Linked DNA regions of Homo sapiens: regions 2 and 3 are each linked to region 1. Evidence: chromatin loops called from intact Hi-C (ENCODE). Cell type or tissue: HCT116. All regions are shown on one strand.

What was found. Hi-C counts contacts between places; a loop is a spot of excess contacts. Peaks named below come from ENCODE experiments on the same cell type or tissue, not always from the same donor. Only the 100,000 strongest peaks of a DNase experiment are listed, where the experiment ranks them.
Region 2: it touches region 1 in a loop (12-fold over the local background); 6 of 110 quality-filtered maps call a loop at or near these places.
Region 3: it touches region 1 in a loop (4-fold over the local background); 3 of 110 quality-filtered maps call a loop at or near these places.

What each region holds. Positions count from the first base shown.
Region 1 is chr17:48,023,424-48,031,423 of GRCh38, forward strand. It overlaps COPZ2 (coat protein complex I subunit zeta 2), which reads right to left. Exons shown (of 9, transcript NM_016429.4): 7 at 5,702-5,753; 8 at 5,049-5,087; 9 at 2,744-3,052. The coding sequence ends at 3,005. Among named protein-coding and RNA genes, the nearest start is that of MIR10226, 5.5 kb to the right of the region's middle. RefSeq lists silencers at 950-1,079, 4,304-4,570 and enhancers at 2,805-3,363, 3,364-3,920. In HCT116, CTCF peaks have their summits at 1,835 (motif pointing right) and 3,146 (motif pointing right); DNase peaks (open chromatin) are centred at 78, 1,238, 1,758, 3,228 and 3 weaker places; H3K4me3 peaks cover 3,618 bases; H3K27ac peaks cover 3,349 bases.
Region 2 is chr17:48,875,321-48,883,320 of GRCh38, forward strand. LOC105371814 (a long non-coding RNA gene) reads right to left here. Exons shown (of 4, transcript NR_135674.1): 3 at 3,944-4,025. LOC124900395 (small nucleolar RNA SNORA68) reads left to right here and starts at 5,520; the gene lies at 5,520-5,647. RefSeq lists an enhancer at 3,772-3,871. In HCT116, CTCF peaks have their summits at 3,031 (motif pointing left) and 3,820 (motif pointing left); DNase peaks (open chromatin) are centred at 3,031 and 3,801.
Region 3 is chr17:48,787,575-48,795,574 of GRCh38, forward strand. TTLL6 (tubulin tyrosine ligase like 6) reads right to left here. Exons shown (of 16, transcript NM_001130918.3): 9 at 3,804-4,029; 10 at 2,357-2,532; 11 at 237-425. Among named protein-coding and RNA genes, the nearest start is that of TTLL6, 26 kb to the right of the region's middle. In HCT116, a CTCF peak has its summit at 3,640 (motif pointing left); a DNase peak (open chromatin) is centred at 3,637; H3K4me3 peaks cover 124 bases.

The DNA.
Region 1 (8,000 bases):
CTGCAAAGCGCCCAGCCCGGCTGCGGTCCCGCCAGCGGGGAGCCATCCATCACCGCCTGAATGCCAGCCAACCCGAGCAGCCCCGCCTTCCTGCCAGCCAATAGCCGGAAGGCAGGGGGCGTGCGGGGCTCTAAGTGGTATAAAAGGGGTCCGAGGGCCAGGCCGCGCTACCTCTGCGCCCCCAGTTGGCTCTGCTTGTTGCTGGCGTCCTGTTCCGTGCCAGAGCCCCCGGGCCGGTGTTTCTGTGCGTGCCGTCTGGCTGGGCCCTGGCTCCTGGGGTCTGGGTTTCAGACGTGCCCCGGTGCCCATTCTGCTGGAGGAAAGAAGAGGCCCTGAGGCCCCCTTCCCTTATACACTTGGGGCCCGCAGGGTCGCCCACGAGGGCAAGGGGGTGGAGGAATGCAGAAAGATGCAGAGGGGCCCTGGGGATGGCAGGACACTGGAAGGCAGGCCCTGGCTGCTCTCCCGCACGGAACCGCCGGCCGCCCTTCCCGAAAACCAGTCCTCCGCGCTCCCCTCCGCGCCCGCCGGCTCCGGCCTGTGGCAGCGCTAATGAGGCAGTCTGGAGGAAGCCGGTGCCAGCGGGCAGGACTCTGGGCGGCAGGCCAGGCTTGTCATCCTGGCGGCTCTGCCGAGCTGCGGGCGCCACGTGGGAGCTGGGGGCACAGCAGCCGGCGGCCCTCCACCCCCAGCGGGGTCTCCGCCTCAGCCCCCGGAAAGCTGGGCCTGCAAACTCAGGGTCCTCTGGAAGGGGCAGCGCCCTTCCTTGCCGGCCCTCCCGGGTCCTCTGGCAGTGCTGCGCAGCCCGCTCTGCGCTGTCCTCTCCGCCGCGGCGTGGGTCCGTCGGCTGCTTCGCAGCCGCGCCGCTCCCCACAATCCCTCAGCCATCGCGGGCGAGGACACCTTTCCGGTCGCCTCTCGGCATTGCCATGCCCCCTCAGCCCCTTCCTTTTAACCTAGTACGGTTACTGTGTGGGCCAGGGGTTCGGATGGGCCTAGGGCAGGGATGCGCGAGAAAGCCACTTGTCCCCAGCAGTTCCCCATCCGGAGCCCCGCCCTGCGAAAACTACACCAAACACGTCAACCTGAGGCTCAGTGTTCCCTTCCGTAAAATGGGGAGAGCATCGCGTAATTCACAGGATTCGGTGAGCCAGTTTGTGTGAAGGGCCCAGCCTCCTGCCTGTCCCTTTACATTCCCGTCCCTGCTACATTGGAATAGCAGGGCCGAGGCGGGCGCGACCGCGTTGCTAAGAAGCGCATTTGCCCGTCCCTCCTTGCGGTCGCTTAAGGGTGGTGGAGGAAGCCAAGCCCTGGGTGTGGCCGCATATTTGCCAAAATATTTCTGGAAAATGTCTCCTTTCTTGTCGCCATACTAGCCCCTGAACTCCACGGAATTTAACCGAATACTCTTTTTTTTTCTCCCCTTCCAAGAGTTGCCATTTTGCATTATTTACTGGGACGGGTTACGTACTCAGCGCTTACAATGTAAATGTTTACATAACTATATCATTTTCTCTAATTGCAGAAGTAGTCAAGCCCGTTATAAATGTCCAATCTTAAACAGTTTTATAATGTAGGACTTGAAAGCCGCAGGGACAACTTCTATTAAGGTCCACGGCTCGCCACTTTCCCTCCTTCGCTGAAATTCCTGTGCCCACGCTGGCGCAGCACTAGCAGGGTGGGTCACGCGTGCAGGTTGCTAGGGCAACGTCCTGTCGCCGGCGTCGGAAACCAACCAGTAACTCTCAGGAGCCGGAGTCGGGTCCGCCCTGGGGGCGGAGTTAGTCAGCAGGTCGGTCCGGCGGGAGCGCGTTTCCTGCCGGTCCCTGCAGGTGGCACCATAGGATCGCGGATGCTTTCCTGGGGCGGGGCTTTCCTGGGGCGGGGCTTCCCGCAGTGCTCAGCGCACTCCAGGGGCGGGGCCGGGGTGGAGCCGGGGTGGAACGTGAGCCACCAGCTGCAGTCCGCAAAGGATCGAGGGAAACGAGCTGTCCCGGGACGCAACGCTAGACAAGCTCAGGGACGCATTTACAGGGACGCAGAAAGTGTACGCGTCAGAGAGTGGAAAGGAGAAAACAGGTTCTGGGACGGCGACAGAGAAGGGAAGTCGTGTCGCCCAGAAAGGCTATACAATCTCCACCCTTCCCGTTTGTCCCTGCGACACCCTTTCACCCTCCTGTCCCTCCGGACCTGCAATTCTTCACACCCTCTGCAGCGCACAGGGTGCTCAGGACACATGTGCACGGTGGGGGCTGGCGATGCTTCCTCGCCCCCACCACCCGCAAGCTTGCAGAGAGCTGTAGTGCCCAGGATGTATGCCAGGATAGGAATTCCACGGTTCCAGGCATGCCAAGAAAAATAGCCATGCTGTTTCTCGGTTTGTTCAGAGGAAGCCTTACCTCTCTTCCCTTCTGGAGTTTGGGAATGGAAAAAATGACTCAAGGAATCCCCAGCGGAGCTACCATGTATGTACTGCATTGCAAAATAGGGGTACCATATTTTGCTCTCCCCTACCTGGCAGTATGCGCCACACATGGGGCTCCGTGGTATCAGCGTCGCACCCCCTCATGGTGTTAAATAGTCCCCTTTCCCTTGTCCCACATCTCTGCCCAATCACACAACCACAGGGACACGCCCCACCCTGGTACTGGATATCCCCACGATGAGCCACAGAAAGTGCAGGAGCCCTTATATGAACACACACACACACACACACTTCCTAGGCCAAGAGAGAAGGAGACCCTTGGCAGAAGACAAAAGCAGGTTTATTAGGGCCCTGGGGCCAGGAATGCCTAAGATATGAGTTAAGGCCAGGGCCGTGAGAAAAGGTGACTCTCCTGAGGCCAAACCTTTGCATCTCAGAAGCCCTGGCTGGAGACCTTAGGAGTCAGTTCTGGGAGGGACCTGGGGATACAGAGGGGTCTCTCCTGACCCTGGGATCTTTGGGCTTTTGCCAGGATTGGGGAAATGATCTGGGGGGCAGGGAGCCTTGAATCCACAGCCTTCATTTCAATAACGACCATTTAATTTGTTCCTTGGCAGACTGAAGAACCTGGGGTGGGGTGGGGGAGGTTGAGAGAGAATTGAGAATGTCAAATGCCTCCATACACAGTCATGGGGAGGTCCACAGCCCACCTTGCCGAAGCGCCCCTGCAACCACCGGTCACTAGGTGGCAGCAGCTTGTCTCCACTTGGCTTAAACGCGGCCAACCCTCCAAGTCAGAAAGCGCAGACCAAACCGGCTGCAGCCAGCTCCCACCTCAGGCCCAAGCCTGCCCAGACCTCTGGCTCCTGCATCTGCAGCGTGGGTGTGGCAGCAGCCTGTCTCCCCGCTGTCATGCCATGAGAGTTCCCGCCCACAGTGCCACGTCCAGGCGGAGACGGGGCCCAGGCCTGACACTCCCTGTGCTCAGACGCCTCAGCAAACCCCTAGCTCTGGCCATGGCTGGCAATGTGTCCTCAACACCCCACCGCAACCCACTGCTGATGTGGCATAGCTGGCAAAGGGTGGCCAGCCAGACCCTGCGGTGGGATGCCTGGTGGAAAGTCTCAGCCCAGTGCTTACACAAATCCATATAAGTGCACACGTGCATGCACAATACCAAAGCAGGAGAGGGGGACAGGACTCAGGTGTGTCCCTCAGATTGTCCCTCCAGCCACTCAGCCTTATTCCCCTCTAGAGAAGGAGGGAACGCTGTGTCTCCTCCTCCTGCACAGTCTCCCTCCTCTCTTGGGGACAGTGGCTTAGGGTTCCCCTGATTCTCCTAGCCAGAATCTAACTTTGTCCTCATTTTATCCCCCATTGGCTACCTGTAGCTTCCTTTGTTTTTACTCAAGAATTCCATCAAAAATGCTATGTTTTCATTCTTTCTCCCTTTGGAGAAATACTGATGGTTATTCAGCATGTGTTAACTGGCTTGGAGCCCTACTAAGAGCTTGTCACGCATTGGCTCATTGAATTCTCATAACTCCATGAAGAGGGTCCTGTTATTATGTGAGGCCCAGAGAGGTTGAGTAACTTGCCCTAGGTCACCCAGCTTTAGGTGGTAAGGTAGAACACGTACCCTGGGATGACTCCCATGAGCACCTGTGTTCTTATCTGCTCTGCTTATTACTCCCTACCCTCTTTCCACTCTAAAAATTGCCTTGCAGCTGCATTCATTCCAGCATGGTATGAGGAAACATGGGGAATCAGAGGGGAGGGCGAAGCAGAGTGAGCGCTAAGGGCAGTGCAGGAAAATGGGCGCCACACCTGGGACTCCACACGAGACAGCACAGGCTCATCTCGGTAGGGCCACCACAGCACGAGGAGTTAGCGCCAGGGCGGGAAGTTCCATACAAGCAGGATTAGTCTGAGCAGAGAGACCTGCAGGTGGACAGAAGAGAGGTCAAGACAGTCGTCCTGAACTAGCAGGAAGTTTGTGCAGCTGGGGAACTGATCAGGCTTCAGAGCCAGGAACCTCCCCCTGGCCTTACGCTCTGCAAGCACCTCCAGATAAGACCATGCAGGGTTGTGGCAGGTTCTTCCATAGCCAGGTCACTCAGGGGTAAGGTGACAAGTGATGAGTGGGGAAAGTCAGATCCTATCATGGGTTTGAGAGTCCCTTAACAATCCCAGTGTGCACCCTAAGTGGCAAGGACAGGGGTTAAGAGCCAAACTCCTATTTGGTACCCTTTCCAGGTTTCGGTAGAGGGCGCATCAGAGGCCTGAGTTCCCAGATTTTTGGGGTGCACAAGTGACCCAGCCATCTCCAAGGTAGGCAGCTCATCCTAGTTTCAATCCAACTAAACCAAGCCAGGAGATGAGGTGGGCTGATGGTAACATGCCCATCCATCCATTAGTACCCAGCTCCCCTGAGTTGGAGAGCCCGGAGGCCTCCAGTGAGTCTTTCCAAGATATGACCTGTCACTGCCTCATCCCTTCCCTTCTCACCCCTGATTTTTCAGACTTGATAACTTCACTGGGTCCCCCTAGGATGCTCTAGGATGCTCTGCTCCCCGTATCTCTCTAGACCATTTCTAGCCAAGGCAGATGCAGGGGGGCCTACCTGGGCCACACTCTGTTCAGTCAAGCCGCCATCATCTGCCTGTAAGGAAGCAGAGTCAAGGGGTGGGGTAGGGCCAGCATGAGGGTCCTGGGTCAGGGAGGTGAAGGAAAGGGGCTTGGGGGTATGGGTGAGGTGGTGCAGTGGTTAGGGTGATTCAGAGCTGCACCTGTGTCACTGGTTAATAGAAGTCCTGCAGCCTGTCATTTGGAAGCCAGGACCTCTGGGATTGTGCTATGGTGCGTGGAGGGTGAGGGAAGATGGGAAGAAAGATGGGAAGAAAGGTTTCATCCAGACATGAGAAAGCCAAACAAGGCAGGGAGGTTCTATCCATACCCCTGACCCCCAACCTCAAGGCCAAGGCAGCCACCTAGTGCCTCTTTGAAGATGTATTTATTTCCCCAGTCTATACTTCCTACCAGGAAAGAGGTGAGGTACTTGTGCTCCTAGCCGGGGAGAGGACAGGAAGATTTCTTCCATTAACTGGCATCCCACCCAGAAACTGCTGCTCATCTCACCCCTAACAAGTGTGTCAGCCCAGTGGTTGGCTTCTGCTAGAGGAGCTTGGGCTTCTACCATCTAGGCCCTAGCAGCCCTATTCCCAGGGAGGACAGGAAGGGCAGCCTAAAAGAGGAGGTGTCCAGGAAGACTCTTACCCTAAAATTCACCTTCTGGATCACTTGCTGGGGGTCACTCTCCAGAATCACACTACAAGATGAGAGGAAAAACCAGGAGGCAAATCAGTGGCACAATCCTCCCCTCCGCCCCTTCTCCTTGCCAAGCCTCTTCCCTCTCCGAAGGCATCCTGCAACATCTCCACCTTCCAGGTCCCTTCCCACTGATAGCCCTCAAGTCAGAACTCTCCCTCAGCATGGAGAGCCCTCAGCTCTGATTCTTTGATGCTTCAACCCAGTGGTCCACATGCTTTGTCATCCCTGGGCAAAATCTTTGAAACTGGATAAGAACAGTCTGGTCTAGGATGATCAGGTTGTCAAAAGCAGGGACTCTCAAAACTCAGAGCTCTTGAAAGTTCACTTCACTTTCTGGGTATAGGATTGGATTCCCTGTGAAAAGAGTTAGGAAGAGAGGCCCTGGGGGTTCTTATCTTGTTGCACTGTTATTTTATGGCATGGGGTCATGCCCTGCATAAAAGAAATGAAACTCCAAAAATCAGCATCTACCTTCTCCCCTACTTCCTCCCTTTTTTTTTTTTTTTAAGGCTGGGCACGGTGGCTCATGCCTGTAATCCCAGCACTTTGGGAGGCCGAGGCGGGTGGATCACCTGAGGTCAGGAGTTCCAGACCAGCCTGGCCAACATGGCGAAACCCTGTCTCTAGTAAAAGTACAAAAATCAGCCAGGCATGGTGGCACACATTGTAATTCCAGCTAATTGGGAGGGTGAGGCAGGAGAATCGCTTCAACCCGGGAGGCAGAGGTTGCAGTGAGCCAAGATTGCGCCACTGCACTCCAGCCTGGGCATCACAGTGAGACTCTGTCTAAAAAAAAAAAATTTTTTTTTTAAATCTTCCCTTTTAGGCCAGGCACAGTGGCTCACGCCTGCAATCCTAGCACTTTGGGAGGCTAAGGTGGGAGGATCACAAGGTGAAGAGTTCGAGACCAGCCTGGCCAATATGGTGAAACCCCGTCTTTACTGAAAATACAAAAAAAATTAGCCGGTAATGGTGGCGCACGCCTATAATCCCAGCTACTCGGGAGGCTGAGGCAGGAGAATTGCTTGAACCCAGGAGGCAGAGGTTGCAGTGAGCCAAGATCACGCCACTGCACTCCAGCCTGGGCGACAGAGTGAGACTCCATCTCAAAACACACACACACACACACACACACACACACACACACACACAAAGAAACAAACAAAAAAATTCCCTTTTGATAGACCCAAATATTGTAGCTTTTCTCAGAGAGCAGGCGCTCCTTCGTGAGGCCTTGGGGTTATGTACAGGGTACATGGGCGTGAGGGCCTGTCACTGCGGCAGGACAAAGATGACAGGATCTGAGTGTACCTCCTTACCCACTGAGACTCCTCCAAGGCAGAAGCTTTGTTTCTCTTTGTTACTAAATCACTGGAAATGACAAACATTTCTTGGGAGCCTCTTCCAGTCCCCATCCTTGGGCTGAGCACCCCCTGTCCCAAGCTCCCTAACCAGGGGTCCTGTAATCCATAAAGAAAGAGCATCCCAGGCCAAGGCTCCAGTTTAGGCGTTGCCTCCCGACTGGCGCTTCCCCAGTTTTTCTTGGCAGGAAACTGAGTTCCTCAGAGGCAGAGACGGGAAGCTTGTGAAGCTTACACCTCAGGCATCCTCCTTTGCACAGCCATCCAGAGCCCTGCATCTTGTTTTGCATTTATAGTTTTGTGTGTGTTTGTGTAAAGTTTTCCTTCAAGAGGGTTCACCAAATTGTATATGCTTCTGGCTCCCCAAAACCTGGCGTTACCCCACTCCCTTTTGGGTCCCAGAAATCTGCAGGAGGCATTCCTTAGTGCCCCAGGCAGTCCAGTACAGTGCCATAGAAACAGCATGGCCTCTGGAACTATTCACATGGTTTTAGATCTTGGCCCTGCCACTCCCTAGCTGTGTGAGAGACCTCCGGCGTGTCACTTGAAACTTTGAGCCTGTTTCCTAATGTATAAAATGATGTAATGATAGAGGGATGTATGTTTTTAAGGAGCTCAAGAAATTTCTATTGGCCGGGGATGGTGGCTCACACCTGTAATCCCAGCACTTTGGGAGGCTGAGGTGGGCGGATCACGAGGTCAGGAGATCGAGACCATCCTGGCTAACATGGTGAAACCCCGTCTCTACTAAAAATACAAAAAATTAGCTTGGTGTGGTGGTGGGTGCCTGTAGTCCCAGCTACTCAGGAGGCTGAAGCAGGAGAATGGTGTGAACCCGGGAGGTGGAGCTTGCAGTGAGCCGAGATCACGCCACTTACTGCACA
Region 2 (8,000 bases), 850 kb after region 1:
TAACATCTCCTTTTAATTTGGATAAAATAGTAGGTATTGGGCCGGGCGCGGTGGCTCATGCCTGTAATCCCAGCACTTTGGGAGGCTGAGATGGGTGGATCACCTGTGGTCAGAATTCGAGACCAGTCTGGCCAACCTGGTGAAACCCCGTCTCTACTAAAAATACAAAATTAGCCGGGTGCGGTGGCGCGCACCTGTAATTCCAGCTACTCGGGAGGCTGAGGCAGGAGAATCGCTTGAACCCAGGAGGCAGAGGTTGCAGTGAGCCAAGATCGCACCACTCACTGCACTCCAGCCTGGGCAACAAGAGCAAAACTCCATCTCAATAAAAAAAAAAAAAAAAAAAAAATAGGCTGGGCGCAGTGGCTCACGCCTGTAATCCCAGCACTTTGGGAGGCCGAGGCGGGTGGATCACAAGGTCAGGAGATCGAGGCCATCCTGGCTAACATGGTGAAACCCCATCTCTACTAAAAATACAAAAATTAGCTGGGCATGGTGGCGGGCGCCTGTAGTCCCAGCTACTCCGGAGGCTGAGGCAGGAGAATGGCGTGAACTCGGGAGGCGGAGCTTGCAGTAAGCCGAGATCGCGCCACTGCACTCCAGCCTGGGCAACAGAGCCAGACTCCGTCTCACAAAAAAAAAGTAGGCATTGAGTGCTTATATGGTAAGCACTGTGTTAAGCACTTCATATTTGATGATTTTAACCCCCACAACAAAACATTAATCGTTAATATGTGATAATTAACAAAGTTATGAATAAATCCATTTCACAGATGGGTCACGGAGAGAGGTTGAGTAAATCACGCATGGTCATACAGGGTTGGGATTTTTTTATTTTTTTGAGACAGAGTCCTGCTTTGTTGCCCAGGCTGGAGTGCAGTGGCATGATCTCAGCTCACTGCAGCCTCTACTTTGTGGGCTAAAGCAATCTTCCCACCTCAGCCTCCTGAGTGGCTGAGACTATAGGTGTGCACCACCATGGCCAGTGAATTTTTGTGTTTTTTGGTTGTTGTTTTTTTTTGAGACAGAGTCAGGGTTTCACCTTGTTGGCCAGGCTGGTCTCACCCACCTCGGCCTCCCAAAATGCTGGGATTATAGACATGAGCCACCGCGCTCTGCCAGAATTTTTGTATTTTTTGTAGAGACGGGGTTTCACCATGTTGCCCAGGCTGGTCTCAAACTCCTGGGCTCAAGCGATCTGCCAGCCTCAGCCTCCCAAAGTGCTGGGATTACAGGTGTGAGCCACCATGCCCTGCCTACAGAGTTGGGATTTTAATTCAGGCAGTCCAACTTCAGAGCTCTTGCACTTAATTACAGATGCTCTGTGTCTCTTTCCAGTTCTCCTTTCTCCAAATGGGATCATTCTACCTCTGTAAACCTGTCCTTATGACTTCCCTTTGAGTCAGGAAACCTAGTGCTGATGCCAAAGACCCTGAATAGATTTCTATTAGGGACGAGAGCCATGGAACGTTCCCTTTCCATCACTTAATTCAATCTCTGATGAAGTCCACACCAGTCATTCCCCCTGCACAGCCATCTTGCTCATATCCTTCTCAACAAAGTGGCTCCTAACCCTATCTGGAGGACTAGATAGCCATTCTGGCAGAACAGTGGCCCTAGTCACAAGGGAAAAAGGAACCCCTGTTTGCAAAGCAGCTGTATTTGCTAAGTAAGACACTTTGACAGGCTGAGCATGGCCTGTAATCCCAGCACTTTGGGAGGCCAAGGCGGGCAGATCACTTGAGGTCAGGAGTTCGAGGCCAGCCTGGCCAACATGGTGAAACCCCAGCTCTATTAAAAATACAATAATTCGCTGGGTGTGGTGGCAAGTGCTTGTAATCTCAGCTACTCAGGAAGCTGAGACAGGAGAATTGCTTGAACCTGGGAGGCTGAGGTTGCAGTGAGCCAAGATCACACCACTGCACTCCAGCCTGTGCAACAAAGTGAGACGCCATTTCTTAAAAAAAAAAAAAAAGGACACTGACAAAATGCCTTTTAAGGAAATGATATTTGGGGAGATATGCTGTCAGTAGTTTCGATAGGAACTCAGCATTGAGTTCCTACTGAGGAAACAGCAGAGAACATCTGTGAACATCTGTGGTTGGGTTCTCCTTCATGTTTCACCTCTTTCACATACCTCACATACCCCTGCATCCATCCTGCCCATCCTCTATTCCATTTGTCCTGTCATTTTTGACCCCGAGTTTTGACAACCCCAAACCTTGTCCCTCCATAAAGTAGACAGGCTAGTAGGTCATCATGGTGAAGAGCCCAGACTCTGGAACTAGACTGTCTGGTGGCAACTTTAGACAAGTCACTCAACCGCTCTTGGCTTTGGTTTCCCCATTTGTAAAATGGCATTGACAATTATAGTCTCTGCTACAGCTAGATGAGTTAAAATGGGTAGAGCATTTAGAGCAGCGCCTGACACACGCTGATTGTAAGCACTCAATACGTGTTCTTCCCTGCCACCTGATTAACAGCTTTGTGAAATTGGGCAGGTCACTCTGAAAGAGGGTATGATTATGATGTAGTGATTAAGAGCACTAGGTTTGACATCAGATGCCCTTGAATCTTGACTTTTTTTTTTTTCTGGAGACAGGCTCTCATTCTGTCACCTAGGCTGGAGTACAGTGGTGCAATCTCGGCTCACTGCAGCCTCAATCTCCCAGGCTTAAGTGATCCTCCCACCTTCAGCCTCCTGAGTAGCCAGGACTACAGGCATGCGTACACGACACTTGGTTCTGTTCTTGTCTCCTGTCCATTCCACCCCCGAGCCAGCAGTCCCAGGAGACAGCCTCTTCCTATTCAGTATCTCCCCCATGTAGGAGCTTAAGTAAATGAAATACCACCACCCCTCTCCCATCTTACCTTGAGATTAGGAAAGACTGTGGTTGAGGGCAGCCTGTGTTACTGAATGTTATCTTCGTGGGCTTGGCTCCAGAGCCCTCAGCAGGAAGAGGGACTGGACCTGCAGCCTCAGACTCAGCACTGGGACTTATAATGAACAGAGTCCTGAGCCCTCTGGTGGGGAGTATTGGGTTCCATTCTGCTTGCTCCTTGCAGGGCCTTTCCAAGAAGTCAAGGGCCCTTGACACTTTAAGGAGTGCCCACATCATGTCAAAAATATTAAAATGCACTGACATCCCACAGAATTTTTTTTTTCTTTTTGAGATGGAGTTTCGCTCTTGTCGCCCAGGCTGGAGTGCCACCACGCCTGGCTAATTTTTGTATTTTTATTAGAGATGGGGTTTCCCCATGTTGGTCAGTCTGGTCTCAAACTCCTGACCTCTGGTGATCCGCTCACCTCAGCCTCCCAAAGTGCTGGGATTACAGGCGTGAGCCACCATGCCCTGCCTGAAATGTGGTTTATACATAAACTATATATACAAACTGAGTTGAGTTGCAGTTGGTTGAGATTTTGTTTTGTAGCCATTTATTTCAATATTTATCCAATGCCATTTTGCAACTGTCTTTTTTATTTTGAAAACAATAACTTTTTTCCAGGTTTCAATAATAAGCCCTAGCTCCTAAGCCATTGTGTCTAAGGGATGGGCCAGCAGTCCCTCCAGTGCTTAGGCTGACTTGGTTGGATTCCCTGGTCCCAGAGCTTGTCAACTCCAGAGCCCATGTGAACCATGCCCACCCTATCTATCTATTCATCCACCCATCCATCCATCCGTTCGTTCATTCGTCCATCTGTCCATCCTTCCATCCATCTATCCACCCACCCATATCTATCTGAGCTGTCTATGGTAGAAAAAAAGCAACTTGGGCGGAGGCTAGAGAAGACAAGCATGGTGTGAGACTGCCCTCTAGAGATTGCTACAGGAAAGTGCAGGTGGGGAGCTCCCTCTTTCAGGATAAGATCAACCCCACCACTCGTTCACTCATTCACATTTATTGAGCGAGTACCTACCTATACCCGGCACCGTGTACTTACCTGTTCTGGGAACAAAAGACAAATACAAAGAGAAACACCACACGTCCCTGTTCTCCAGGAGGTCACCATGTTGTAGCAGTGACTGCAAACACATAAACAAATGATTACTGTTCTGTGCAATGACTACTGGAGTAGATGTGCACCAAGTTCTATGGGAGCACTGAAGGCAAGGAAATAAGTCTGGGGCAATAGGGGAGGTCATCACAGGGAAGGTGGCATTCAAGATGGGCCTTGAAGGATGTGTAGAAGTTTGCCATGTAGTGCTGGGGAGGAAAGGCATTCGGGGCAGAAGGAATGGCAGTGTAGAAATGCAGGCTTGTTGAGGGCCAGCAAGAGGTGTGGCAAAGCTGGAGCATGCATAGTACCGAACAGTCAAGACCCAGCTAGAGAGGCAGGTGGGACCAGATAGTGAAACTCCCACTCAAAAAACAGGAAGTGAGCCAGGTGTGGTGGTGCTCACCTGTACTCCCAGCTACTCGGGAGGCTGAGATGGAAGGACTGCTTGAGCTCAGGAGTTTGAGGCTGCAGTGAGCTATGATCACACCTGTGAATAGCCATTGCACTCCAACCTGGGCAACATAGTGAGACCCTGTCTCTTAAAAAAAAAAACAGAAAACAGGCCATGCCCAGTGGTTCATGCCTGTAATCCCAGCACTTTGGGAGGCCAAGGCAGGAGGATCACTTGAGGCCAGGAGTTCAAGACCAGCCTGGGCAACATAGCGAGACTGCATCTTTACAAAAAAAAAACAAACATTAGCAGGTCATGGTGGCATGAGCCTGTAGTCCCAGCTACTTGAGAGGCTGAGGTGTGAAGACCACTTGAACCCAGGACGTGAAGGCTGCAGTGAGCCATGATCGCACCACTGCACTCCAGCCTGGGTGAGAGAGAGAGAGAGACTCCGTCTCAAAAATAAAACAAAGCCGGGTGCGGTGGCTTATGCCAGCACTTGGGGAGGGTGAGGCGGGCAGATCACCTGAGGTCAGGAGTTTGATACCAGCCTGGCCAACATGACAAAACCCCATCTCTAATAAAAATCCAAAAAATAGGCCAGGCGCGGTGGCTCACGCCTGTAATCTCAGCACTTTGGGAGGCCGAGGCGGGTGGATCATGAGGTCAGGAGATCGAGACCATCCTGGCTAACACGATGAAACCCCGTCTCTACTAAAAAATACAAAAAAAATTAGCCAGGTGTGGTGGCGAGTACCTGTAATCCCAGCTACTGAGGAGGCTGAGGCAGGAGAATGGTGTGAACCCGGGAGGCAGAGCTTGCAGTGAGCCGAGATTGCGCCACTGCACTCCAGCCTGTGCCACAGAGCAAGACTCCATCTCAAAAAAAAAAATTAAAAAAAAAAAATAGCCCAGTGTGCTGATGGGCACCTGAAATACCAGCTACTCAGGATGCTGAGGCAGGAGAATAGCTTGAACCTGGGAGGCGAAGGTTGCAGTGAGCCGAGATCACATGCTATTATTGCACTCCAGCCTGGGCGACAGAGTGAGACTCCGTCTCAAAAAATAAAAACTAAAAAGCAAAAAATAAAATATATAAAACAAAAAAACAAAACAAAAGTAGGACATGTCGCACTTAAACTTAAGACTCTTTTTCTTGCAGCAGTGGTTTAAACAGAGGAACAAACAGGAAGATCTTGTCGCCTTTGAGGGGCTGTGGTTGGGCCCCTCAAAGTGACTTTGGAGGTTCTACGCCACTCATGGTCACCCAGTCCCCCAGTTAATCCCAAGTGGGAGCTCCCAAGCAATTGCTGTGCCTGACAGAATGTGCCAGGTACTTGATATGAGGTTTGTCAAATGCCCAGATCCCAGTGATTGCAGTCACCCTGCCCTCTCCCGTTTTCTGCAGACCGAGACGCGGGCACCCAGCACCGCACCTGGGCCCACTTCATCCAGATCATGAAGGTGGAGGAGACTGCAGCCAGCAAGTGCAACTGGCCAGCAGTCACACAGCTCCATGACTCCAAGGTTGAGTTCCTGCTGCCTCACTGGGTCCTCTGTGGCCAGCAACAAGCCACGTGTCACCACCAAGAGGCCCGACATCTTACAGGTGAAGGGCCCTCTCACCCTGGGTGTGACCAAATAAACTCCTCAAGAACACCAAACCAAACAAAACAGGACGTGATGCTCTGACCAGAACTCTGTGCCAAACAAGAGGGAGGCCTGACCCAGCCATTCAGAGAATCAGGCATATCCAGGACCAGGATCTCAGACACTGAGACACAGTACCTGCCTCTCAGGTGGTCTCAGCTGAAGACATTAGTGCTGAGATGATGAGGCCAGGGTGGGTGGGGAACTTTCAGGTGGGAGTACAGGTGAGACAAGGGAGCAGAGCATGCTAAGAGGAGCCAGGAGAGCTTCCAGAACACCTGTGGCTCTCCTATCTCCCTAACAATTCCTGCTTCACTCGAGTTTCCTTCCTGGACAGGAATCCTGTCTTCACCATCAACTGGCTGCGAGACCTTGAGAAAGTCACTTAATGATGCACTGGCTGGGTGAGGTGACTCACGCCTGTAATCCCAGCACTTTGGGAGGCCAAGGCAGGAGGACCACTTGAGCCCAGGGCTTTGGGGCTGCAGTAAACTATGATTATGCCATTACACTCCAGCCTGGGCAACAACAGAGAGAGACCCTGTCTTTAAAAAAAAAAAAAAATGCTGGGTACAGTGGCTCATGCCTGTAATCCAAGCTCTTTGGAAGGCCGAGGCAGGCAGATCACCTGAGGTCAGGAGTTCGAGACCAGCCTGGCCAACATGGTGAAACCCCATCTCTACTAAAAATACAAAAATTAGCTGGGTGTGGTGGCACATGCCTGTAATCCCAGCTATTCAGGAGGCTGAGGCAGGATAATCGCTTGAACCCGGGAGGCGGAGGTTGCAGTGACCAGAGATCGCGCCATTGCACTCCAGCCTGGGCGACAGAGAGTGAGACTCCATCTCAAAAAAAAAAAAAAAAAAAAAAAGAGTAATGGAAAGCCCATCCTTAAGCTTTTGTAGGATACATGGTGGCCCAGCCAAAGACTGGATTTAATAGCCCTCCTTGCAACTAGTTGTGGCCATGAAACTAAGTTCTGGCCAATGGAAGGTGAGCAGTAGGGAGCTGTGCAACTTCTAGATCCCATGCTTAGAAGGAAGAAAGTTGCTTGCTCTTCATTTTTCTCCTTCCTGCTGATTGAGAAGTGGTAACACCTGGTGTAGCCACCTTAGCCACAGAGATGGAAGCCACATGTTGAGGATGGCAGAGTCACTCTGAAAACCCCGGGCTGCTCACCTCTTACTGCTACATGAAAAATAAATGATCTTCTTTCGGATCTATCTTACCTAAGCCCCTGGATTCTGGTGCCTCTTTGTTATAGCAGATTACCATGTACCTTTAATTAATGCAGCATGTTTTTTAAAAATAATCCTTTCCTGTTAGAAAAGTGGGCAAAAGGCATTAGGTGATGGTTTACTCACACAAAAAAGGGCTACAAATGGCCTTTACATATGTGAAAATATGCTGAACTTCACTTAGAAGAGAAATGCAAGTTAAAACCACACTATGAGACTATTTTACATTAATCACATTGGCAGAAATTCAAAGGCTCAACCATACACTCTGTGGCAAGGCTGTGTGGGAAATAGGTATTCTCATAGTTGGCTGGTGGGAGTGCAAAATAGACCAGGCGCAGTGGCTTACGCCTGTAGTCCCAACACTTTGAGAGGCCAAAGTGGGAGGATCGCTTGAGGCCAGGAGTTCCAGGCTGCAGTGAGCTATGATTGCACCACTGCACTCTAGCCTGGGCAATAGAGAAAGACCCCAACTCTAAAAAAATAAAAAATAAAAAAAAAAAAACAGAAGAAAATAAACGTATCAGAATTGGCACTATCTTCCTCCAAGAGGGCAAAAGCTTGTCCCCTTGCTCCATGAGGGGAGTATTTCATGCTCTGGAGCTCCCCATGGGCTCAGGCTGCATCTGATCTCCAAATGAGATCAGATCCTTACTTCCCCTTTCCCCGTTTCCCCCGCTTCCCTTATGTCCTGCTCCGGAGAACAGTCTGTCCATCAATC
Region 3 (8,000 bases), 760 kb after region 1:
TTGTAGAGATGGGGTTTCGCCATGTTGCCCAGTCTGGTCTTGAACTCCTGGGCTCATGCCATCCACCTGCCTTGGCCTCCTAAAGTGCTAGGACTACAGGCGTGAGCCACGGCGCCTGGTTGCTCTGGCAACTTTCATGGCTGGGGACTCTCCCTGCCACTCCAGGCCAGTCAGCCAATAGATCACACACAATCCCCAGAACCCCTCCACCGACCTCATCCCGGATGTCTTCCTACCGGGCATACTCCTCCCGAGCCCTGGAAGCAACAGTATTCTGGAAGAGGGAGTTGTTGTCCTGGAAAAACTTCTCATACTTCTCCGAATTCAGACTGGGATAAATCAGTCGGAACCCTCCACAGTTTTCCTTCTCATACGTTTCAGTTTTCTTTAACTGCACGGCCCGGAAACCCTTGGCTTCCTCAATCCTGTTGGGAAGCAGAACATGGGGCTGCTGTCAGGTTTTCTTGGGACAAAGCCTGGAAGGGATATGTCCAAGCTGGAGGTCGTCTAGGGCCAGATGGAGGCCTTGCACATAATGGCGGTCAATCAGGATTTGCTAAATAAATGCATGACTGTTTCCCTGAAAGGAGATTCTAGCCCTCCTGGGACAGCCAATGTCATAATGCACTAAAAGCTGGTTAGCACAGTCTTTCTAACAACTCACCAAATTCTGTCCTGTTCCAAGTAAAACCCATTTTCTACTCGGCTTAGCTCTGACTAGGCAGACTGTCGCCACCTTCCCATTCACAGCCCTGATTACCCTTTTCTAGAGAGTGGCAACTTGCACTTTTGCCGAATTTGAGGGCTTCCTGGATGACCTTGATGACCGTTTACGAGCTGCAATGATCTCATTCTTCCTCACAGCCCCCTGGGGGAAGTGGGGGTCAGACAGGGAGAAATGATAAGCCCCCTTTTACAGCAGGGAAACCCAGAGCCACAGAAATATCCAGGGCCAAATAATGAGGAGACTGATTCGGAGAAGGCCCTTAACCTGACAGCTGCTCCTCAACAGGACACTGCCTCCTTCTCGAGGAGTTTAGAGATGGCAGGGCATGGTGGAAGGCATCCTGGAATCCCAGGCGGCAGACTCACTGGGCTCTGGGTCCAGAGCTGTCATTTACCAGCAGGGTGACCTTGTAGAAGTCAGTTCCCTTTCTGCAGTCTTGATTTCCTTAGCTTTCAGAACAAGGCCACACAGCACTCCACCCTACCTACCTACCCGCTCCTTACAGGGAAGACAGTGCAAGTGCCTGAGAAACACTGTGCCATCCAAACATAAATGCTATTTATGGCATCAGTTCCAGAAACTCAACCCCAAAGGATTAGACTGGTTCTGCCCATGAGGAGTGCAGGGGGCTGTAGTGGGGTCTGAAAAGCAACAAAGGATCCCCTTGACTAGGCTCAGAGTCTCCAGACACTAGAATCACTCTTCAGAATGGAAATACCAGTTACAAGGCAAGTGCTGCCCAACAGGAAGCAGGAGACGTTAGCTCCTGGCAACAGGGGAACATGGAGAAGGACAGACACATCTTTCTTTATAGTAAAAAAAAAAAAAAGGAATGGTCTTGTTTTTATACTGGTAATTCCTAAAGCTTCACTTAGTATTAATTAATTTCTATCCATTATATATAGCTATATATCTGTAACTTAATCTCCTATTTCTAGGAACAAAGGAATATTCAGAGTAAAACTATTCAAACTGCTACATTCTGCCAATATAAACTCATTTTCCAAATGGGATTATCGTTTGTTAAAATGACCCCCTCCAACTCCAGGCAAGATTGTAATAGCCTTCGATATATATTATAGTGCCAGGCACTATGCTAAGCCTTTTATATGCATTATCTCATTTCATTCGCCCAACAACCTTATGTATCATAGCTCCATTTCATAGAAAGATCACTGAGGCTCAGAGAAGTGACAGAAAGGCCACATAACTAGTAGGCTGTCGAGTCATAATTTGGAGGAAGACAGACCATTCTTTTATTTATTTATTTTGAGACGGAGTCTTGCTCTGTCACCCAGGCTGAAGTGCAATGGTGTGATCTCGGCTCACTGCAACCTCTGTCTCCCAAGTTCAAGCAATTCTCCTGCCTCAGTCTCCTGAGTAGCTGGGATTATAAGCATGCGCCACCATACCCGGCTAATTTTTTTGTATTTTTAGTAGAGACGGGGTTTCACCATGTTGGCCAGCCTGGTCTCGAACTCCTGACCTCAGGTGATCTGCCTGCCTCAGCCTCCCAAAGTGCTGGGATTACAGGTGTGAGCCACTGCACCCGGCCCAGGACAGATCATTCTTATTGGGAGCAGGGGAGTCAGAGAGAGAGCCCCGCAAGGCTGGGGAGTGCGAATGTACCTCATCTCCCGAGAACAACACTGCTGCAGGAACTGCCCCCGTTGTCTCTCCTCCTCCAAGACTTTCTTCTTGTCACAGCTTTCCAGGTTGATCAGGACTAAGGTGTCATACAGCAGACCATCTTTCACCTCTTTATCCAACCGAGAGTCGGTGGAGAAGCTTGGAGAGTGGTTGACCTGTGAGGGCAAGATTGGCAGCTGGTGACAAAGCCGTCCAGAATGAAAGCAGAGAGTGAGGCCGAGGTGCCACCTCCAGGGCACTACCAAAGCCCACCTCAGGGCCCTCACTACCAAGATGAAAGGGAGGGGAGAGAGCATCTGGACTAGAGCCACAGTGAAAAAAGGAGGCAGCAGAACTCCCTCTAGTTAAACCAGCTTTTATCTCAGGCCTTTCTTCTTTGGGAGCATCAGGGTTACCCTCTCTTTGGTGTGTGTGTTCCACTCCATCTGGGGTGCATGTGTTCTCTCATATGCACTGGGCATCCAGAGAGCAGGATGGAAGGGGTACTTCCCAAAGGGACAGGCTTGGACATAGGAGGTAGAGAGGAGTGGCATTCAGGAGCCTGGCCAGGGTGGAGGGGAGACATGTGGGAGGAAGGAGAGGACTCATTCCCGCCCACTGAAAAGTCTGTATTGTTTGGAGGCACCATGTGACATTTGCAGATTTCTAGAAGTTTTTGAAGGGCTTGGTCCTGATGGCTCATTCTGCTCTTTGGGTAAGGGCTGCAAACAGGCACATCCCTCTTCCCACCACACCTACAAGGGCTGGGAATGGAAGAAGGGCAAAGCTGCAGGAATCTGACCTGTAATCTCGGGTTCTCCACCCCAGAGTCTGACCTGTGTCACTGCACCTGGCACTAGCACCCTTTGCTCCCTGAAGGGCCACATGAGAGGGCTCCTGAGGACAATTCTATCAGGAAGAGAGGCAGTCACCAGGAAAGCTTCTCCTCCTCCTCACACTGCCGTATGGGTCTAGGGGAGGCAGGAAACTCACTACATGGCCCCCCATCCATTTCGGTGGCAGCAGGCCCCAGGACGCTCTCTGCTGGTGTGTGTGAACTGAGTAATCCAGGACCCTAAGAGTGGGGCACCGCCGCTCCTGTCTGATACTGAACGTTGCCAACCCAGCTTTGATGAAAAACGCCCCTTTCTGGGAGACAACTCTTACAAAAGATCGAGCTGTCTTTAGAATCACTCTGTGCCTAAGATCAGCACTTCCTTGTCTAAGAGGACCTCAAGAAGGCAAAGGAATTCTCTAATTCCCAGCTGTCTACCCCCCTCTGGTGGCCACTTCTCAGCTAAGAGAGAAGCCCCAGGCAGCAGGCACCATGGGAGGAAGTGGCCTGGGAAGTTGAAACAATTTAGGTGAGCCAGGAGGGCGGAATCCTTGAAGCGGGCTGGCCCCAATAACAGGAGTTCGTTTTCGCCCCTCGCCCAAACTTCCCTACCTCCAGCAGCCAGGGTTTGAGTTTGTGGTCCAACAAAATGTCAAAGCCCAGGATCTCAAAGCAGGCGCTGTTGAGTGTGTGGTTGGGGAAGCAGGTGTGGTAGTTATGCCTGATGATGGGGTGGGCCGAGATGAGGGTCTTGATGATGACGTCCTCAATATCCCTCCATATCTGCTCCACGTTGTAGCTGTGGTCCTCCAAGTATGCACTGAAGGTGGAGAGCTTCCTGGAAGGGAACCACAGGCCAGGAGGCAGTGTAGCTGGCTTCTGGTCACCCGAGGCCATGGCATGCTGGAAACCAGAAACTCCTGGCGGAGACAAGGCTCCAGAGCCAGCGAGGATGAACGCCCAGGAACCAGGGTGACACCTGGGCTGTGTCGGTGCCAGATGAGGTCCCAGGAATCCCAGGACCACACCCTCCAAGTCTCCAGAGCCCCAGGGTGGGTGCAGATGCAGTCACATAGGACATGGTCAGGACACTTTCACTTTCACTGTGACCCAGAAAACATCTATCAGCAGGGGAAGGGATGAGTCAAGAAAACCCCCTGACACCATGGTTTTACTTTGGCAGCAATGATTCCTCAGCCTTTGGTGTTCATTAGAAGCATGTGGGCAGCCTTTTAAGAACACTGATGCCTGGGTCCCACCTCAGCCATCTGAGGGGATTCTAGGGACACTAATGACACAGAAAACTTGTTTTAGGGCTGCCCACAAGGAAAAGGCACCCAAGGGCATGTCCACAGATAAGGTTACCAACTGTGCCAGGCAAACTGGACTGTCCCAGTTTTAGAATTGCAAGTCCTGAATTCCAGGAAACCCCTCAGTCGTGGGCAAACGGAGACAGCTGGTCACCTGATCACAGATGAACTCAGAGATGTTTACCTCATGTGGAATAGTTCATGAGGAAATACCTGAGTGGGTACTCAGCCAGCTCTGAGCTGGGCATTACAGAGAGAGGATGGATGTCACAAATCCAAGAGGCAGTGGTGGGGACAGACATTTGCCACCTCACATGCACACAAATGTGCACAGACAGCCAAAGTGGAAGTGGCAGTGTGGAAGGAGGAGGTGCAGGGGAGTGAACAGCAGAAAGAATGAAAAAGACAAGAGACACGGCTCATCCAGGCAGTTTCAAAAGCTCACTAGATCCCAGCCCAAGGGGTCAAGAAGGAGGAAGCAGGGTCAGCCAGACAATGAGCATTTGATAAGGGCCTTTGGTGCATGCAAAGCCTCATGCAAGGAGGGGACACTAGAAACTGTCACCTCTGTCATGGGAAGCCTCAGGACCATTCAGGGAGTCAACACACATGTGAAACAACCAAGGATGCATTTATATAAAGACAGATAAGCAAAGGATACTCAATATAGAGGCCACCTCCTCCACCTGCCATTGTCAGAAAACAGTGTTGCACATAAATGGATTTTCCAGATCGCTTTAAGCCAATTTTTTTCAAGTGGAGAAAATGTATTTAATTTGCCTAATTGGGAAATAAATTTTCCTGAAATAGATTATACACCTCCCTGGCAACATATAACATAACCTTTTCTTGATGACTCAGGCTCATCACAATGAATATACTTCATTGTGTAATTTCATAATGCCCAGTGGTAAGTCAATTCAATTTAATACCAGCCATGTGCTGAGCACACTGAAAGATGAAGATGGCTTGGTGTCTGCCCCAGAATCCTGCCAGGTTTTCAGGTTTCCTGTCTTCTCCTTCACTGTGACCGCAGCACTACTCCTGAGTTTGTGCGCCAGTGGGGTATTGACAGGGAGGGCAGTTGACCTCAAACGCCAACTTTGGGACAGATGAGACAGTCAGTATGAGAAGAAGATTGTCTCAAAAGATGGAGAGGAGGAAGAGGAAAGGAGAAACAAGATGGGAGGGAGAGGAGGAAAGATGAACTCTGCCCAGCACTATGGGAAGAACCCCAAAGGCCAGGGCACCATTGTAACCCTCAAGGAGCAAAGTACAACTAGGGACAAAAGACAAATGTGCACTGGGCAAAGAATAGTTATGGGCGATGGCTGATGTTGACCATGAGGGTTGTAAAAATACAAAAAATTGGCCAAGCATGGTGGTGGGCGCCTGTAATCCCAGCTACTTGAGAGGCTGAGGCAAGAGAATCGCTTGAATCCGGGAGTCGAAACTTTTGCAGTGAGCCGGGATCGCGCCATTGCACTCCAGTCTGGGGTGACAAGAGCAAGATTCCGTCTCAAGAAAAAAAAAAAAAAAGACAGTGCCCTGTCCATGAAGTGGATGGCACGGGCAGCATGGCTTAGTGGGTAAGGGCACCAACTCGGGGGTCAGGCAGCCCTGGTTTCAATCCCAGCTTCCTAGCTGTGCGACCCAGGTAAGTTACTTAACTTTTTCACACCTCAGTTTCCTAATATGCAGAATAGGGATGATGATAATGCTGACTTCATAGTGTTGTTGTGAGGAGGATTAAGTGGGTTCAAGTATGTAAATTATCACTAGGAAAAGAAATGTCCAAGCTCTCCACCCCTGGAGATGAGAAGGTAGAGATGGGGAAGTTGGGCAGGGAGACCAATTTGGAGTGCTGCGGTGGAGGCAAGGAGAGAGAATACACCCATTCTGGGAAATGCTGAGTTGAAGACGTCCAGGTGGAACTGAGGAGAGATGGACCTGGAGCCCAAGGGAGACAGGCTGAGCCCAGCAAGGGCAGGCGGAGGCCACGGGGGCACACGGCTGCTCCAGGAGAGAGTGGATGGAGAAGTACAGTGGGGTGAGAGGGAGATGAACAGAGGAAGAGGACAGGGGAAATGGAAGAGGCAGAACAACACTTGAAGCCTTGCAACCTCACCTTAGTTCTGCTACCCCGAGACACCCCTCCATCACAGCCGAGGGCCCAGGGCCTGCTGTTGGGGTGCCAATTCTCATTGGAGGAGGAAAATGAGAACCTTTCCATTCTGTGCCCTTAGACTAAGGAAAAATGACAGTAACCACGCACACTGTCTGTGTTGCCATCACAAGTCATTTGAACCTCACAGAGACCCTGTGAGGTGGCAGGGCAGGGCAGGGAGTCTCATCACGTTCATCCTCCAGACCAAGAAGTGCAGGCTCAGAGAGATGAAGTAACTTGTCCAAGCCTAGTTGGCAAGTGTCGGAGCCGGGACTACAAACTAGACCTCCCAGAGTGCCACGCTCAGAACGCAGCAATGCAAGAGGCCCAGCTGATGCCCACAGCCCAGGTGGGGAGGAGAGGAGGAAGTCGCAGAGCTTCAGGCAGCACAGGTGGCTGACATCTTCTGGAAAAGGGGGAGACTGCCTCCCACCAGCCTTCCACATCCCCTTTAAGCAGCCTTAACTTAGCGATTTTCTGTGTGCTTTTTGGAATGCTGCCACTGAGGGGGTCATGAACTGTCACATGCCTCTCTGATGGTCTGAAGCCAAACTAATTGCCTGTTCAGAGGTCCTTTGAAGCCTGGTGCAGCGGAAAGAGAATGAGCTCTGGGGTCTAACAGACCTCGCTTCTCCACCCAGTCTAGCAGTCACAGCTGCGGGACCTGGGGCAACTCACGCAACCTCTGAGACTCAGTTTCCTCATCTGTAAGATGGAGATGGCACCTAACTCACAGTTCTCCACCTACAGAGGGCAGATAGTAATGCCTTTGCCATAGTGTTGCTGTGAAAAATTCAAGAATAGGCCGGGCGCGGTGGCTCACGCCTGTAATCCCAGCACTTTGGGAGGCTGAGGTGGGAAGATCACGAGGTGAAGAGATCATGACCATCCTGGCCAATATGCTGAAACCCTGTCTCTACTAAAAATACAAAACTTAGCGGAGTGTGGTGGCACATGCCTATAGTCTCAGCTACTTGGGAGGCTGAGGCAGGAGAATTGCTTTAACCCGGGAGGCAGAGGTTGCAGTGAGCCAAGATCGCACCACTGCACTCCAGCCTGGCGACAGAGCAAGACTCAGTCTCAAAAGAAAAAAAAAAAAAAGAAAAGAAAAGAAAAATTCAGCAATAAAAAATGCACAGAAAGCACCAAGCACAGACCCCAACACACATGAAGCCTCAGAAATACTTGCTCCTTTTCCCTTTCCTCCTTCACCTGGTCAAGTTCACATTCTTCAGTCCCCCGTTTTCTTAAAACTCAAATGAGACCCGATTAGACAATAACAGGAATGGAAAAGCCTCTCGTGAAGATACTCTCATGAACTGCTCTCAATTT